Linked DNA regions of Homo sapiens: all the other regions are linked to region 3. The links are chromatin contacts, found by Hi-C or POLR2A ChIA-PET in ENCODE. All regions are on one chromosome and are shown on one strand. Each heading gives the region's core, a stretch centred on a gene start or an enhancer-like site at or near the end of the contact. The rest is flanking DNA. Distances are from core to core; before and after follow the strand shown.

Region 1 (3,869 bases), core at 932-3,431, 290 kb before region 3:
GTTGTTATTTTTCATTTGACCTGACTTATCCAGTAGATGCATTCGATAGTTGCTTTGCATTATGTGACATTTCAGTAATAAATCTCTAGAGGAAAATATTTCATTTTCATGATGTTTACTTATGATGGGGTGATGATAAAATTATCATAGCTGCTCCTAGAATCTGTTAACAATGTTTCATTGATAAGTGTGGGCAAACTAGACCTGGAGTCCTCTAATTAGCTATGATGACTAGTTAACAAGCAGACAAGGTCAGGCAAATAAACATTTATGTCCACATGCTTGCATGAGGAAGTGGCTGAAGGGTGGAGTGTGTATTTTGGTCAAAAGAATGTTTAGTGATGTTTTCTTTTCCATGTTGGTTATAATTCAGCCGTCTCAGAAATCTAAATATATTCAAGTTCAGAAGCATTGTTGGCTTTGAAAACACTGATTATTTTTGTTCATATATCTAATAAACATTACATGGCCCTTCTTGTCTATAGAAAAAAATCTAACTTTGCCAAAAAAGGGCCCTAACTGGAATGATTTATATGCACTCAATATCAGGAATAAAAGCTTTATTAGTTTTAGTTGGTAAAATAATTTTGTGTTGTGGGAATCATTTTTCAAAATGCTTTATTTTCTAAACACATTACCCAAAAATACTGGGGATGGGTTATTGAAATTTCAATAATTATCATCGTATTTCTCTATTTTGGCTAAATAGAAACAAAGGCAATACATAAAAACCTATAGTGGAGCTTGAGAATTTAAAACCTATTCCTACAGTTCATGATGCTTTAATTGTAGGTACAGTGCTAAAAACACCTCTGCCACTTCACCAAAAATTTGCTCTCGAGTCCTATAGAATGTCTTTACGTGAATTGATGCACACCCCTCAGTTGATAATTCCCTCAATGACTACCTGAAATCGCTGATTTTCAGATAGTCACGTAATGCACAGACATCTCCACATTCCACAGAACAATTAGAAGAATCCTCAGGGGACATAGCTGAAGGGGAAAAAATAATTCTTCCTTTTAGATGACACATATGAAAGCATTGCCAATCCTAGTGTCATTATGCTTTGAGAGGAAAAAACAGACACAGACTGCTTTGTTGTTTTAAAAAGTTATAAATAGATGTTTATAAATTCAAACAATTAGAAATCGAAAGTAGAAAGTGCAAGTCCTCTTTGATCAATCCCATGCTCTAAAAGTAATCACTTTAAGAGTTTGGCAAGGGCTGGAAGCAGTGGCTCAGGTCTGTAATTCCAGCACTTTGGGAGGCCGAGGTGGGCAGATCACCTGAGGTTGGGAGTTTGAGACCGGCCTGACCAACATGGAGAAACCCCGTCTCTACTAAAAATACAAAATTAGCCGGGCATGGTGGCGCATGCCTGTAATGCCAGCTACTCGGGAGGCTGAGGCAGGAAAATAGCTTGAACCCGGGAGGCAGAGGTTGTGGTGAGCCAAGATCGCACCACTGCACTCCAGCGTGGGCAACAAGGCAAAACTCCATCTCAAAAGAAAAAAAAAAAAAGAGAGTTTGGCATGTATATTTTTCTAAATATTTTGTTTGGCTTCTGAAAAAAAGTATATGTATTTATATAGTTTTTACAAAAATAGAATTAAAAACTCATACTTTTCTGTAACTTACTCTTTACTTACTTTTTATCATTTAATAATGATACAAAGAAACCTGCACAGATCTGCATCATTCATTTTCATATATGCACGATAATTCATTTTAATGAATGTCCTACAATGTGTATAACTCATTCCTTCTTGATGGATATTGAATAACATGCTGGTTATTGTCTGCTTGCCTGCTTCACAGCTTATTCTCTGCTTTAATCTATAGTTCTTTATGCTCTAGGATGCTGAACCTTGGCCTCTGGTCGGGTTTAGCCAATAGAAAGCATGGCGGATTTGGGGTTGGGGGAAAGAGGTCATGATATTTCTTCCATTTCCTTCCTCACTGAGCTGCATTTTCTGGAAGTGACGGAGCTGTTCTAAATATAATTCCTTCACCATGCCTCCATTCTGGTTCTGTTAACATAGTTCCTTTCTTTGCCTAGAGGTGGTGATGGCTTCCAGCTGTTGCTAATCTGCATGACTTACTGTCTCTTACAAAGTCCTATAACCAGTAAATGTTTAGGATTTGGCAATTTCTGTGGGTATAAATACTTTTGCAGTTTCTGATTTCAGGATACCAACTTGAGGTCACCAAATGTAACGATGGGAAGAATTGTGCACCAGAACACCACCACCTTATCCATGTTAGCATCTCATAAATTAGTCACTTTATTAACTTGAACTGAGTTGTTTCCTGTCAGAATTCTGATTGCCATAAATGATTTCCTTTTCCCCTTCCTTCCTTCCTTCCTTCCTTCCTTCCTTCCTTCCTTCCTTCCTTCTACCTTCCTTCCTTCCCTCCCTCCCTCCTCTGTCTGTCTTTCTTTCCTATTACAAGTAATAGTAAAGCAGCAAGGACTTTCTTATGAAAAAGTATTACTAGAGGTTAAATTCTGAGAACTGGGCGAAAGGTATGTCAATTCAATATTTTCATAAATATCACCTAATTGCTTTATAAAAAGTTGTATCAATTTACAGGTCCTCAAAAAGTTCCAAAAATGCATCTTTCTGCATAACCTCATCAACAACAGATATTTTTAACTTTTTAAAATTATTGTTAATAGATTAGTAAAAATGATACTTTATTTGTATTTACTTGTACAATATTATTGTTGTGGCTGAAAATCATTGTATAATTTTGCATTAAATAAATTTTTGCTGTGCATATGTGAATTGGGGGATACAATAGTCAGGTGTCTGAATTCTCTTGGAAATTTAATGAAGGGCCAGTGGCTGCTCCGCTGTCAGGAGTAAAGGAGAGATGGTCATTAGTTTGTTTAGGAAATGGCTGTATGAGTGTTTCCCATTGCTGTGGTCTGAATTGGTGTTCCCCCCAAATTAATATGTCGAAGCCCTAATTCCTAGTGTAGCTGGAGACAGGGTCTGTAGGATGCAAGGTTAAATGAAGTCATAAGAGTGGGCCCTTAATTCAACAGGACTGTGGTCTTGTAAAGAAGAGAAATCTCTCTTTCTCTCTCTCTCTGTCATGCTGTCATGTGAGGACCCAGAGAGAAAGCAATCATCCAGCAAGGAAGACAAGTCCTCACTAGAACCCAACTGTGCTGACACCTGAAGAAGGAAGTGACAATTCAGGGATAGGAAGCTCCCAGTAATGAGCGCTCTTGAAAGAATCCATGAAAGTACCCAAAGAAGAGTCAGTTGCAAACATCTTTTATGTCTAGAAAAGCACAAAGATATCTTACGATGGTTGTGGTCCATGTTTTCATCTACAGATGGAGAACTTCACTCACCGAATATATTTTGGTGGGACAGTGGAAGACAAAATTAGCACTTTAATTCCATGGCATAGGTCTAAAATGCTCAAATGAGTGACTCCCAAATGGAACTCCCTAGCCCAGAGTTTCTTGTGAATTCCTCACCCACCATTTTGAAGCCTAGGCTTCCTACCTCTCTTCTCACTGTTTAAGATGTTTCAAAATGCAAACATTTAACATCAGAATTAACTTTCCCTATTCCCCTTCAACCAAGCTCCCATCAAAGTTGAAGAAAGAGAACTCTTTTCATGCTGTTGCTTATTTCATAAACTTGGGAGCCAGAGTCATCTTTGTGCTTTCTTCTCACTTACCTCCTCTCCACCCCCAAATAAGTTCTATGAATAAATATACTTCACACCACCCACTTCTCTTTATCATCCCTGAGTCCCAGCCACCTTTATCTTCTGTCTGGTCTATTGCATTAACATATTTACTGGTCTCCTGCGTCGTCTTTGGCTCCTTCAAGTTTATTCTC
Region 2 (4,397 bases), core at 501-3,000, 270 kb before region 3:
TAGACTTAAAAATAATAAATATGCAGTATGTGGTTTCTCTAATTTTATGAATCAAGGCCATTCCTAAATGTATTTTCCAAAATGTTGGTATTTTATTCAATATTGTTAGCCCCCGTCTCCCCATGGAACTTCCTTTGCAGTGACTGGCTTCATGAAGCCCTATTTGAGAAGCCTGCTGTACCCTAGAACCCATGGAGGTGCAGTGGGAGGTGACTGTACAAATAGACCCCTGGAGATTGTTGGTAGCTACTGACAAATATTGTCTTTGATTGCTTTTATTTCCCTTGACTCTACCTTCCTCTACCCAACTCTGTAACTGCTAGAACCCCAATAATGCCACCCCACATAGTTTTTGCAACTTCAAAAATATGTTGTATATCATTGGGAAGGCCAGATGTAGAATATTAGCATGATATATTATTTTAATGTATAAATTGGCCGGGCATGGTGGCTCACCCCTGTAATCCCAGCACTTTGGGACGCCATGACGGGTGGATCAAATGAGGTCAGGAATTCGAGACCAGTGTGACCAACATGGTGAAACCTCGTCTCTACTAAAAATACAAAAATTAGGCATGGTGGCAGGTGCCTGTAATCCTAGCTACTAGGGAGGCTGAGGCAGGAGAATTGCTTGAACCCTGGGAGGTGGAGGTTGCAGTGAGCTGAGATCATGCCACTGCACTCCAGCCTGGGCAACAGAGTGAGACTCCATCTCAAAAAAAAAAAAAATCTGTAATTAATTTCAGCCCATGTGAAGATAATTTGTAGTCTATATATAATTTCACATTAATGCATAAGAAAATAATAAGATACTAAGATGGTTCATTAAAGCTCAGATGTAGACTATCCAGTAGATTAATTATATCAGTTAAGTTTGTGTATGTATAGTGCTTACTGTGTACCAGGTAAGCCATGGTACCTGCTCTAATACCATGTTCTAAACACTATTCATGTATTCACTTCATCAATCCTCACACCCACAAAAAAGAAGGTATTATCTCCATTTTACAGATGAGAAAACTGAAACACAGAGAAGTTAGATAAGCAAATAAGTGGCAGGACTTGCTCCAGGGGCTCGGCCTATAGAGGGCACTCTCTCGATCACCATAAGACATCACCTCTATGGTTACTTGGTAATTTGTAGGCAAATATAACTAGGATTGCATAATGTTAAGTTAAGAAAAATATCCAAAGGAATGGATTTTCATAGGTGAATCAGGTTCATTTTGCATTGCGTTTTTACTGTACTAAATATCTCTCCTTGTATTAAAACTTAGACTTTTTAGGGTAGACAGTCCATAGACTTAACTTCAAATCAGTGGGGTATAATCCATAGCCTTTTACAGATAGGCTATGAAGAGCAAAGCAAATGGCCTAAACTGAGGGTATCCCAGCAAGTGGCACTTATTCTCTGCTCAGCCTGCTAGCTCCGAGCACACGCCTGAACATTGACATATTTCATCAGTGGGAAAGTACGAAAGTCTTACTGGAGAGCTTTAGGGTGAGATATATTATTATTAGCCATTTGAATTTCTTATTCTCAGAATATCTTTTTTATGCCAAAGATTCGCTTCCTGATAAATGACCCGAACAAATGTCTGCATGGTTTTCATGAGAAATTTAGATTGACTCCCATACCAGGACTCATTGAAGTAAGTCTGCCCCAAATCCATGCCCACATTTAGATCTTCGGGAAGGTAGCTTCAAGATTCTAATGTTTCAGTATAATTCAAGCATAGCTTGAATTAAAGCCAAATTCAGCTTTTGGCATGACTAAGAGGAAATAATGTATATGTCAAACACAAGATTGAAGCTAGCTGAATTTTTAAGCAATGAACCATGAATTCATTAAGGTATTTATATCTGGCAGTGACTGTGTGTTGTAGCAATCTAATGATTTTATGTTCAGTTCTCAGCTGCCTTTCCTGTACTTGGTTATTGGCTGAAACCAAAGGATAGAGAATCCAGAGGGTAATTGTTGGGTTAGGGCCATAGGGTTGGGAGGAACTGGGATAATGTTACAAATGAAAAAAAGAAGAAATAAAATTAGCAAGTATGAAAACCTAAAACTAAGGTGTATCGTTTTCCATTTTTGCTTGAAAAATGTATTCAGAATTAAAGACCGTAAAGAAGTATCTTCAGCCAGAAATCCTTGGCTTCCTCCCGTGTGCTGTACTGGTTGATTAAAAATTGCCTCCCTTTGGATTCTCGTATCACAGTAGGGTCACAGGACAGTCTATATTGGAAGAAAGAGTCTCAGGACAAAGCACTGCTCAGAAGACCAGGGAAATAGAGAAACACCAGGGAAACACACTGTGTTCAAGGGGTTTAAGTGCAGGCAATTAGTTAGGGACTAAATTATCCTTAGAAACTGAAGAAACAGGCAAACAGGATAACAGATGCAAAGCACTGTAGTCAAGGAAAGACCTTGACGAGATAGAGCCATGCATGGTTTTCTTAGGGCTACCAGAGAAACACTGTGTGATCATCCTGCACAAGGGGTTGGTGGGAGTGAGTGATGGAGAGTTAATGAGTAGCCAGAGAGGACACTGTACAGACTGGCTGCCCCTGACATGGGCAGAGACTGGCAAAATAGCGGGACTCTATGTTTAATACCACATATACACAATATAATTATATTGTTGTTATTATAAATACATATATTATACTGTATATATTCTAATATTTAGAAAATGTAAAGAGTAGTGTATATATATTAATATTATTTATAATATATATAATTGAGATATTTTATATATATATGTAGAACAATGAGAACAGTGTGCTAGTAATTTGACAACAAACACCTCCAGAAACAGAGCCATCCAGACCAGAACATCACAGATCAAGAGGCAATATGATGTGGTGAGAAAAGCACTGGAGTAGGAGTTGTGAGTCCAAATTGCAGTCTTCATTGTGTTACACATTTATGATCTCCGGCAAGCTTCTCCTCCAGGGCCTTCAGCTTCCTTACCTGTGGAGTTAAATAGGTTGGCTAGGGTGAGCTCTCAGGGCCCTTCTGGTTCCAAGGAGAAATGGGTCTCAGGGTCCTTGCATAGGCACAAGAAGTAAAGAGGCCCTTCCCCTGCCAGGAGCCCAATTTTCCTACCATGTGATACCCAGGTTGTGCTTACGAGATACACAACAAAAATGACTACATTTTAACCAAATGCTTCCAAATTTTCTAAAAGTGAAATGATCAGGAGTGTACATAGAAAAATTTTACATTTTCTTCTTTGGTCTTTATTCTGTAGAATGTAGCTGCCACTGATATATATTATCAAAGCAAAACCTTGTTTTTCCACCTTCATCTGTTCCTTCTTTATGGAGAATCTCTGCTGCCTTCTCAAACATCTATGATGGCTAAGAAAGGGAGATGAGGGAGTGTGGAAGGAGTCAGAACTGCCATCTGACTGTGGTTCTACCTATATTACTAGAATTGGCCGAGTGTGATCATTGCCACCTTGGAGTCACTTACAGTCAACTTGAATGATTATGAAACAAGGGGTAAAAATGACACAGAATGTCAGATTAAAACAATGACACCACTGGGGGCTGGGCGCAGTGGCTCATGCCTGTAATCCCAGCACTTTGGGAGGCCAAGGTGGGCAGATCACAAGGTCAGGAGATCGAGACCATCTTAGCTAACAAGGTGAAACCCCATCTCTACTACAAAACACAAAAAAATTAGTCGGGCGTGGTGGTGGGCACCTGTAGTCCCAGCTACTCGGGAGGCTGAGGCAGGAGAACGGCGTGAACCCGGGTGGTGGAGCTTGCAGTGAGCCGAGATCGCATCATCGCACTCCAGCCTGGGCGACAGAGCAAGACTCTGTCTTAAAAACAAACAGACAAACCAAAAAACAAACAAAAAGAAAACAATAACACCACTGACTAGGTGAATCCAAAGATCTGCCAATGGGTGTCTATTATTGGCTTAATTGTGTCCCTCCAACCCCTAAATACATATGTTGAAGTCTTAAGCCCCAGTGCCTGAGGATGTGGACTTATTTGAAGATAGGGTCTTTCAAGAGGTAATTGAGATTAAGTGAGGTCATATGAGTTGGCCATATTCCAGTATGACTGGTGTACTTACAAGAAGAGGGGATTACGACACAAATACAGACTGGAAGGAGGCCATATGAGGACCCAGCAAGTAGGTGGCCATCTGCAAGGCCAGGAGAGAGGCCTCAGAAGAAACCAACCTGCGACCACCTTGATCTCAGACTTTCAGCCTCTGGAACTGTGAAAAAATAAATTTTTATTGCTTAACCACCTAGTCTGTGGCATTTCGTGATGGCAGCCTGAGCTGACTAATACAAGTGTCCAAATTAATTCTCACCAATTTAAGTACAGTAATCCTTTCATGTCACTCTAGATCACCTCCAGCGCCTAGTTAC
Region 3 (4,113 bases), core at 580-3,079:
CTTCTAGTGGTTCGCTGGAGTCTATAAGAGCGGAACAAGAGATAAAGAAAAACTCCTCCTCAGGTTACAGTTACATGTTCTCTTTGCCCTTCCCACCAAACACTGATTTGCAGAGGTCATTGCCTAAGCAGCAAATATGCTATTCGTCAGGTAATAAAGGCAAAGTTAACGATACAAAGATAAAAGAAGCATTTTTAAATTTACAAAATAGAACAAAGAACTACAAAATAGGGTCATCAATGTCAAGCAATTAATTATTTCCTAAACAAAGATAACCCTGGATTTCAAAAGCACACTCATCAATTACAGACAGACTAGCCCAAAAGATGACTAAGGGATAATATCTGGAATATAGGTTACAGAATGCCTTTCAAATGTCTGAGATACACACATTCCGGAGTACCGTGAAAACTAAACAAACAAGAAAGCAACACTTAAACGCCCGACATTTCCCAGAATTTGTATAAAATAGCATGCTAACTCACTCTGGAAAGCACAGCCTGCTTATCCTTTCAGATATAGAAGGGAAGATGAATCTGTTCACTGCTTTCTCTCTTCCACCTCCCCCTGAGTGTTCTCCACATTTAAGAGAAGGTTTTTGCTAAAAAGTAAAATACTCCTTGGCATTAGGAAGAGCAGCATACTTTGCATTCTTTTTTTTTTTTTCAAAATTGTATCAAAATCTCCTTTGAAAGCAAGGATTGTTCTATTTATTTGCTTTGTATCCTCTATGGTCAGAGCTCTATGAAAGAGAATCCAATCAGTTCTGCAACAATAAACAGGATGTCTAGGAAGGTATCACAAAAATCCTTAAAGCACAGTTAATTTTAAAACTTATTATTACTATTAATTATTATTAGAGAAAGGATCTTGCTCCATTCCTCAAACTAAAGTGCAGTGGCACCATCATAGCTCACTGTAACCCCATATTTCTGGATTCAAGAGATCCTCCTGCTTCAGCCTCCTGAGTTGCTAGGACTACAGGTGCATGCCACTATGATCAGCTAATTTTTTTTATTATTTTTTGTAGAGAGGGGGTTTCACCATGTTGCCTAGTCTTGAACTCTTGGCCTCAAGTGATCCTCTGGCCTCAACCTCCCAAAGTGCTGGGATTTACAAGTGTGAGCCATCAAACCTGGCCTTAATTTAAAAATTAATGAAAACAATTAATTCTACTTTGGCATCAAAAATAATTGCCTAGGCCAGGCGCAGTGGCTCACACCTGTAATCTCAGCTCTTTGGGAGGTCAAGGCAGGCGGATCACCTGAGGTCAGGAGTTTGAGACCAGCCTGGCCAACGTGGTGAAACCCCATCTCTACTAAAAAAATTTCAAAAATTAGCCAGGCATGGCGGTGCACACCTGTAATCCAGCTACTTGGGAGGCAGAGGCAGAAGAATCGCTTGAACCTGGTGAACCAAGATCAAGCCACTGCATTCCAGCCTGGGCGACAGACTAAGACTCTGTCTCAAAAAAAAAAAAAAAAAAAAGAAAGAAAGAAAAGAAAAGAAAAATTGCCCGTATAACACTTTGTAGAAAGATGCAAAATGTTAAAAAAACAAAACAAAACAAAACAAAACTGATCTGTATTGCCATATTAAAAATAAAATAAAATAAATAAAACACGTTGGGAATTACCATAGCAGCCCTCACCTGCTTCTCTGTGCAGGACCCCCTAAGGTAGAATATAAAATGTCATCAACTGTTCCCTGCCTTGAATATCAGGTCAGTCTACTGTCCCTCCTTCCCCTAGGGCAGCATATCCTCACCAGCAGCTCAACTGTTCTGGCAAGAGCAGCCTGTAGCCTGAGCCGGGCCTTCCCTCTCACCTCCTCTTCCCCTCAGAAAGGTGTTGCAAGAGCTGCTCCCTGCTGCCCTCTGTCTTCCAAAGCTCAATTTGGTTAATTCCTCCACAGCTTGTCTTTTTTCCCCCTATCTTTACACACCTCCATAAACACAGTTTTTCCTCTTTTCTCCCATCCTTGCCCAGTTACCTGAGAGAAAAAAAATATGGCGCTAGAGTGGATACTGCGATTTCAGGACCGAAACCAATTCCACCAATGGCTGTGGTGTTAGTGGCTGTATTAGTCCATTTTCATGCTGCTGATAAAGACATACCCAAGAGTGGGTAATTTATAAAGAAAAAGAGGCTTAATGGACTCGCAGTTCCACGTGGCTGGGGAAGCCTCACGATCATGGCAGAAGGTAAAAGGCACATCTTACATGGCAGCAGACAGGGTAGAATCAGAGAGCCAAGCGAAAGGGGTTTCCCCTTATAAAACCATAGGATCTCGTGAGAGTTATTCATTACCACGAGAACAGTAGGGAGGAAACTGCCCCCATGATTCCATTATCTCCCACCAGGTCCCCCCAACCACACATGAGAATTACAGAAACTAAAATTCAAGGTGAGATTTGGGTGGAGACACAGCCAAACCGTATCAGCGACCGTGGTACTCAGGAGACATCGTCCGTGGGATTTGCTCTCAGCGGGGGAGTTGCATGCTCCAAGTCACACCTTTCCTGAAGTGGCCCCTATCCACTCACTGATCAATGAGGAGATAGACAACTGAAGGACTGTGCCTGCTTCAGGGCTGCCCTGCCATCAGCCAAGTCATTTGCGGTACCTGCATCTCCTCTTCTCCAGTTCTGCTTCTGTTACTCCACAGGGGTTGATTCAGAGCGGCTCCCCAGTCAACTACACTATCTCAGAGTCTGAATTCCAGGAAACTGACCCAAGATACCCATCCTCTTTTTCCCCACATTCTTTCTTTCTTGTTGTTTTTATAGAGACAGGTGTCTCTAGGATGCCCAGGCTGGAGTGCAGTCGTGCAATCACAGCTCACAGTAACCGTGAACTCTGGGGTTCAAGTGATCCTCCAGCCTCAGCCTCTAGAGTCGCTGGGACTACAGGCGTGATCCTTCACGCTCTCAAGGCTCCGTATTCTTTCTTTGTGATTAAAAATGAACCTTGGGGTGGCTGATCAATGCTAGTAAAACATGGGTGTCAAACTAAAGTTTTAAGTAAAATTATTCCTTAACTTCTAAAGGCTTCAAATGTGCTGAGAATTTCCCCCTGGATAATCTCCACAAGTCTCCAACATTCTCCTCTCCTCCTCTAATTAAAAATGCCATCGTCAAAGCCATATTGTAGAAAAAAGAAATTATTTTTATTAATTTGGTTATGTTCAGTTATAATTAATGGATTTGCAAACACAGTCTGCATACCTAAACTATAACATTTGATTTCTCTGCTTCTTTTCATTGCAAATGTACATTAGTTCATCTAGGTTTGAATTTAAGTTGATTTCTATGAGCTGACCCTTCGTTCCTTTTATTATTTTTGGTAGAAAAATTATTTTTAAGTTCAGAACAACTGACAGTGAAATAAACTGTTGGAACTCAAATCGCCTGAAAGTGGGAGTTCACAATGGCTCCAAATAATTAGCTTTGGAAAGAGAGAGAGGCCTCACACCATAGCAGGGACATGAAATGAAGCTTCAGACTCCCCCACCTCGCAAAGACACAGCTTCCCAGTAGCTTCACTGTGTAACGGCAGAAGGGTCCCAGCTGGACTGTTGCATTTTAATTTCCCTGCCTCCAGATCACTGCTTGGACCACACCTTCATGACTAAGCAGTCCAGCCACTCATAGGGCAATTGGGACAATGAGGTCATATGTACCATGGGCAACGACCAGCCATTCTTCCCTGCTTATCAGGGCATGTGAGGACACCTACTGCACAGTCCGTAAGCTTCTCCAAGCTCTTTATTGGGAAGTAAAATAGGACTGAATATTTCATTACATCTCTGAGTGACTTAAAAAAAATTTTTTTCATTTATTCTTTATTATTTTTTAAGTTCCAGGGTGCATGTGCAGGCTTGTTACATAAGTAAACATGTGCCATGATGGCTTCCTGCACCTATCAACCCATCACCTAGGTATTAAGCCCAGCAAGCATTAGCTCTTTTTCCTGATGCTTTCCCTGCATGACTTCCCCTAATAGGTCCCAGTATGTGTTGTTCCCCTCCCTGTGTCCATGTGTTCTCATTATTCAGCTCCCACTTATGAGTGAGAACATGCAGTGTTTGGTTTTCTATTGCTCGTTAGTTTGC

The links. A loop is a pair of places that touch in the nucleus more often than their neighbours do. ChIA-PET counts read pairs that join two places held with the same protein, here RNA polymerase II (POLR2A). Pooled maps may share reads with other maps.
Region 1: a map of PC-3 shows a loop between it and region 3 (5-fold over the local background). The contact joins two enhancer-like sites. A Hi-C loop is called at or near these places in 4 of 168 maps with a recorded cell type or tissue (Calu3, HCT116, PC-3 and 1 more) and 6 of 50 pooled maps. POLR2A ChIA-PET finds 5 or more read pairs at or near these places in 2 of 52 experiments (activated CD8-positive, alpha-beta memory T cell and activated naive CD4-positive, alpha-beta T cell).
Region 2: a loop to region 3 is called in a map with no recorded cell type, with 27 times the contacts of the local background. The contact joins two enhancer-like sites. A Hi-C loop is called at or near these places in 17 of 37 single-sample maps with no recorded cell type and 10 of 50 pooled maps. POLR2A ChIA-PET finds 5 or more read pairs at or near these places in 3 of 52 experiments (activated CD8-positive, alpha-beta memory T cell, activated T-cell and activated naive CD4-positive, alpha-beta T cell).

Annotation. Positions count from the first base shown.
Region 1 is chr2:215,535,675-215,539,543 of GRCh38, forward strand. No RefSeq gene overlaps it. Among named protein-coding and RNA genes, the nearest start is that of FN1, 100 kb to the left of the region's middle. Within about 2 kb of position 2,182, at least 2 of the 41 ENCODE cell types and tissues checked have a DNase peak (open chromatin) inside an H3K27ac peak, as active enhancers do.
Region 2 is chr2:215,553,086-215,557,482 of GRCh38, forward strand. All of the region lies in intron 1 of LOC102724861 (a long non-coding RNA gene), which reads left to right. Among named protein-coding and RNA genes, the nearest start is that of FN1, 120 kb to the left of the region's middle. Within about 2 kb of position 1,751, at least 2 of the 41 ENCODE cell types and tissues checked have a DNase peak (open chromatin) inside an H3K27ac peak, as active enhancers do.
Region 3 is chr2:215,826,867-215,830,979 of GRCh38, forward strand. The region is part of intron 1 of LINC00607 (long intergenic non-protein coding RNA 607); the gene reads right to left. Among named protein-coding and RNA genes, the nearest start is that of LINC00607, 15 kb to the right of the region's middle. Within about 2 kb of position 1,830, at least 3 of the 41 ENCODE cell types and tissues checked have a DNase peak (open chromatin) inside an H3K27ac peak, as active enhancers do.